2 separate regions of the Homo sapiens genome follow, and region 1 is linked to region 2. Evidence: read pairs that join two places in POLR2A ChIA-PET (ENCODE). Cell type or tissue: endothelial cell of umbilical vein. All regions are shown on one strand. Links, peaks and the distances in the headings refer to the core of each region. The heading gives the core; the rest is flanking DNA.

Region 1 (2,926 bases), core at 93-2,592, 560 kb after region 2:
AAATGACATAATTTTCAATGCATCAGGATAAAGAGGAAAAACATGAAAAGCTCTCCCAGAAAGCAGAAGATTGAGAAAAAAAATGAGGAAGAATAAAACAATAGATAAGACTAACTAAAAACAAGCAAATAAAATAGGAACAAAGTACAAGATAATTTGGGTTCCTTAAAAAGAATCTGAAGCAATAGAACAGAAGCAATAATCAATAACGTCACAGAATAAAAAAGTCAGTTGATGACATAGCAGAAAAAATCAGTGAAACACAACTTATGAAATTATCTTGGTTGAAGTCTTAAAAACGACGAATTTAAAATCTTCCAGGAAGAAACATGCTATCAATACATAAAGGTTAAAAAATTTGGCCGGTGTCAGATTTATACCCTATATATTATGGTTCACTTGCAAAAATATAGCAATATCTTTACAGTTGTAGGAGAAAGATTTTAATCCAAGTATTGCATAACCAGCCAAATGGTCATTTACGTGTGAAAGCAATTTTAAATAATTTAGGTTATTCAAGACAAAAAGTATACTGCTCATGCTTTCTCCGCAAAAAATTATTCAAGAAGTCATTCAAACCAACCAAGAGATGAATCTGCTAAATAAAGAGAATGGAGAAGCTATGATATAAAAAGAAGAGCTGGTGATAATAAGAACCATTTAAACATAAAATTATACATTCCTGGTTTTTCTCACATATATCCCTGTGCTTTACTCATTATTCATGAATGGGGGATAAGCTTTCTGAATCCTATATGTCTGAAAATGACTTGATTTTGTCCTTACATTTGTTTGATAACATAGCTAGACATAAAATTCTAGTGTCAGTATCATTTTCCCTCAGAACTTTTCCAAGTCATTTAGGATCCCTGATGCAAATAAAGACTCTAATTCTTATCTTGTTTTTGCCCATTTGTATCTTTTTTTCATTTTGTAAATGGCTAGGTTTTTCTCTTTATTTTCAACATTTCAAAATTTCTCAGCCACATATCTAGGTATGAATCATTATCCATTTGTACTGCTCAGCATTTGACAAGCCCTTTTTATTTGAAGATATAGTTCTCCCAATTATCCTAGGAAATTTTTTCTATTATCATCTTTGATAATTTCCTTCCCTTCACTCTGCCTTTTGAAAATCATAATGGTCTAAATTTGTACATTTTAGCTTAGCCCTCTTTCTTTCTTTTTAATATTTTCCATCTTTTTTCTTTTTGCTCTACATCTAGATAATTGACTTTATCTTTCAAAATTTCTGTTGAGTTTCTTAATTAAAAAATCATTTCTAGAACAACAAAAAAACCCTTCTTATTCTGATTGTCTTTTTAATATCTTGGTCTTTCGGCTTGTCAAATTGTTTGAATTCTCCTGCCCCCTTATCCATTTTGGTAACTCTCCAATTTTTTTCTACCACCTTTCTATGTTCTCCAGATTTTTTTAACTTTTAGATTATAAATACTTGACTGTCTTCTGCCAGGACTTAAAAGGCAATAATAAAGTTCTTGAGACCACGCAGCCCAACTAGCAATCACAGTTATGAAGTCCTTTGTTTTCACTGCAACAATGAGAATAAAGGTACAATGTTTAGTCCCTAGCTTTTTGAATGACTCAGAGGAATTTCCACTGGAAAAATCTCATGGTATAAGTGAACAAGTTTCCTGAATGCCTCACTTTAGGGTGGAATTAAAGCTTGATTCTGGGCCCTTCTAGTCAGCCTACAAGCTAACATATATCCTATAGTAAATTCCTTTGTAAGTAAAACTAGCTAAAGTGATTCTATTGTCCAACCCAATGCTGGCAGATGAGAAGTAATCTGTTCCATGTTCTTGCCATCAATTACTCCTCATTTCATCAGTCAGCATTCTTCCACCCATATTTGTTCTTCTAGTAGGTTGTTGAAACTGTTAATTTGCCAGTGGCCCCATATTCTTTTTCTATTGCTGCAAAAGAAATTATCACAAATTTAGTGACTTAAAACAATATCCATTTACCAGTTTACAGATATATAGGTCAGAAGTACAGGCAGTCTCAGCTAGGCTCTCTGCTCACTGTCTCACAAGGTTGAAATCAATGTGTTATCCAGACTGTGCTCTTCTCTGGAAGCTCTGCAGAAGAATCTGCTTTCAAGCCCATTCAAGTTGCTGCCAAAAATCCAGTCCTTTGCTGCTCAAGGTCTAAGGACTCCATTTCCTTGCTGGTGGTCAGCCAGAGGCCACTTTCTTCTTCCAGAGGCCACAGAATTCCTTGTCACATGGCCCCTTCCATCTTCAAAGCTGGCCAAAAAAAAAAAAAAATTGCTTCCATTCTGACTTCTCCTTCTGTCACCAGCCAGAGAAAACTGCCTTTAAAGAGTTTATGAGATAAGATGAGGCCAACCATAGTTATCTCCCTTTTAATTAACTCAAAATCAAATGATTAGTAACCACAATTATACCTGCAAAATCTCTTTTGTCACATAACACTACATATTCACAGAGGAAGAAATTATACAAGGGTAAGGGTCATTGGGGTCACTGGGGTCATTCTGAAAATTCTGCCTACCTCAGCCCTCTTTAGTTCTCTTCATTGTCAGAGGTTGAAACCTGACTTTTTTTAGGCTAGTCAATGGGGGAGAAACTAACATTATCTACTTATTCTGGCATCTTAAAGTCCCAGTCACACTCATAGTGGGTTATATATTTATTCATATTACACTTTTATGTGCAAAAAGTTTAAAATATTTTCTCTATAAATGGTCCAGTTGCTTTTGATAGACTTCACTTTCTTTGTTCACAAGAAAAAAACTCAGCAAAATATAATTTAGCCTGACTTAATTACCAAATAGTCTTTTAGATAAATGGTGTTCACTGTCAAAGAAAAACTGCATTGGATGGAGTTAAACAAGCAAGGAAGACTTTATTAAAGTCTACTGCAATATGGGAGTGAGATT
Region 2 (2,926 bases), core at 317-2,816:
TATCCAATATTCAGATATGTTAAATCTATTTGAAAGTAAAACTCTAGATATGGATTATTACTGTATTTGTGTATCAATAAACCAAGACTAGATATTAAAAATTTACTCTTTCTTCCTCTGTTCTGAACCTAGTGTTCCCTACACCTCTACTCTCAGAAGAGTACATCTCTTACATGCATATTTCAAAATTATTATTTTTTCACTCACAATGCACTTGAACATATATTTTTCTGAAATGTAAATTCATATTATAATATTTACCATCAATTTTGGACTTCCAAATAAGTTGCATGAGGCCCTACTGATTTATTGTTTTTCCTGGCAGTAGTGGACAAGAATTTATAACTGGTTTTAATGCATTCTTTTAAAAAACTTAAAAAAAATTTTTTTCTTTTGAAAAAAAAATCAAAGAAGAAGAAATCTAAGTATAACTATTAGCCTATATAAGTTATACCTTCGATGAGCTTTATCATAATGTTTTTCCTATTCTTTGAAAATAAATAGTGGTTCAGTAAATAAGAGATTTTTCTAAGATATTATTATGTCATAATCTTATAAAAGACCTTTGACTTCTTCCAGATCTAGTTCATTAAATGATTATTTTAATCAAAATAATACTTGATATGAAAGACAGAAACCTCTCTTTTAAAGATACTCACTGGCTGGGAAAGCTGTGATCGCTTAAGCACATGAAATACCAGCAGATTTGATTTACTTCAAGCACTACATGAAAATGATTTTTTAATGTTCTTGTCCTGAAGGCTTTCTTGAAATGTTAGCATCTGTTTCATTTCCTAGGTTTTGGAGTAATTTCTGTTAGGAATTTGTAGTTCAATGTGACAATAGCAACTAGGGGTTGAATTATTAGTAGGGCAAACAGAGGTTGTCAGTATATGAGCCAGCTTCTGCTTCCACAAAGATTAGCATATGACTCCAGAACTAACAGTTATTAATCATATCACTTAAAACTGCTATTTATAATGGCATAATATGCTATTTATATTCATTTTGCTATCACAGAATGTTTAGAGACAGATTTATGCTTCTAGCTAAAATAATTTAAGGGAGGCTCTTTTAACACATTTTACTTTAACTTCATATTCAGTAAGCATTTTCTTCAGTTAACATAAGTTGCTCTTCTGCAAATTAAAATATATTTCTTTGTTTTTATCTTTGAAAAAAATGAAATGGCCTACTCAATAATAAGGAAGTGTTTAAAATTAGATAATTTAAAAAATTCCACTTATAAAATTTTCGAAATTTTTGCCAGCTTTCACTTTGGTGTTAAGTTCTGTGAGCTGGCCCAAGCTAACTGTATTAATTTGCAAGGGCTGCCATAATGAAAGCCATAGACTAGAAGGTTAGACAACTGAAATTTATTTTGTAACAGTTCTGGAAACTGGAAGTCCAAGATCAAGGTGTTGGCAGGTGTGGATTCTCCTCAGGCCTCTCTTCTCTGTTTGCAGAGGGTCACCTTCTTATTGCATCCTCACAGGGGTGTTTGCATATCCCTGACATCTCTTCCTCTTCTTGGGAAGACATCAGTCATATTAGATTAGGGATACGCATTTATTACTTCATTAACCGTAATCACTTTTTAAAGGTGTCATGCCCAAATATAACCAGATTGAGGGTTAGAACTTAAATATATAATTTGGGGGCAGACACAATTTAGTCCATAGTATCAGCAGGGCCTGGTGGCTCATGCCTGTAATCCCAGCACTTTGGAAGTCCGAGGCGGGTGGATCATGAGGTCAGGAGATTGAGACCATCCTGGCCAACATGGTGAAACCCGTCTCTACTAAAATACCAAAAAAAAAAAAAAAAAAAAAAAATTAGCCAGACGTGGTGGTGCGTGCCTGTAATCCCACCTACTTGGGAGGCTGAGGCAGGGGAAATAGCTCGAACCTGGGAGGCGGAGGTTGCAGTGAGCCGAGATCACGCCACTGCACCCCAGCCTGGTGACAGAGCAAGACTCCATCTAAAAAAAAAAAAAAAAGAAAAAAAGAAAAAAAAACACAAGTTTCTAAGAAATTATTATGAAGAAGGTGAAATTTTCTAGAATATAGGAAAAGCTGAATAAAGATAAAGAACACATCTCAGAACCTTAATATTATGTAATATTGACAGAATACACAAATATAATTCAGCTTTGCAAAGGTTGGTAAATTACTTAAACAATTGTATTCTAGGTCATTTAAATAGCAATTTAACCAATCTTCCAATGTCTACTATGAGCTGTCTTAAATGCTAAAACAGAAGGTAAGGTAAGAATGAATAAACCTTGACCTATACCCTTAGGAAGATTCAAAATAACAATAGAAGTCGATATTTAAGACACGATTAGTTTTATTTACTCTCATGAAGAATATATAGGCTAATGAAAGAAAAAAGACAAAATCAACATGATACAGTGTCATTAAGTAGATATGGGAATGTACACAGAAAAATAAATATTTTATATTGACTTATAGATCCAGTAAAAACAGGTTAAATTTTACATGATTCTCAATTCTTTTTAGAACGCTCTATTTTTATAAAATTATATGCCCAATTGAATATTTTTAAGCTTCAGCTGCATCTCTAAATATAGGTGTGAAGAATAACTTTTGAAATTGATGCAGAGAATGATATACACAATTTTTTTTCTTTTAATGACCAGAATTCCAGGATTAGCATGGATAATTCCACATTTTTAGTGAATAGAAGTCCTGGGGGTGTGGGTGAAAGGTCAGAACAAAGGCTTCTGCAGGAGGACTCTGAGAACAGAAAACGTCAAAGCTTTTTACATTTAACCTCAAACTAAGCTGGGTAGTAACTTGACTGCATGGAAATACACTTGGTTACAGTGGGAATTGGGCAAAGATGTTAAATAATGAAAATGTAGGCGATATTGATGAAGAAGTAAACACTTGACACTTTGTAA

The links. ChIA-PET counts read pairs that join two places held together with the same protein. Peaks named below come from ENCODE experiments on the same cell type or tissue, not always from the same donor. Only the 100,000 strongest peaks of a DNase experiment are listed, where the experiment ranks them.
Region 1: POLR2A ChIA-PET joins it to region 2 with 5 read pairs; 2 of 35 experiments call an interaction of 5 or more read pairs at or near these places.

The regions. Positions count from the first base shown.
Region 1 is chr2:186,852,935-186,855,860 of GRCh38, reverse strand. No RefSeq gene overlaps it. Among named protein-coding and RNA genes, the nearest start is that of ZSWIM2, 5.2 kb to the right of the region's middle. In endothelial cell of umbilical vein, for the core only: no CTCF peak of the experiment used is centred there; a DNase peak (open chromatin) is centred at 1,600; H3K27ac peaks cover 712 bases.
Region 2 is chr2:187,417,933-187,420,858 of GRCh38, reverse strand. The region is part of intron 1 of CALCRL (calcitonin receptor like receptor); the gene reads left to right. The region is part of intron 2 of CALCRL-AS1 (CALCRL and TFPI antisense RNA 1); the gene reads right to left. Among named protein-coding and RNA genes, the nearest start is that of CALCRL, 29 kb to the left of the region's middle. In endothelial cell of umbilical vein, for the core only: no CTCF peak of the experiment used is centred there; no DNase peak of the experiment used is centred there.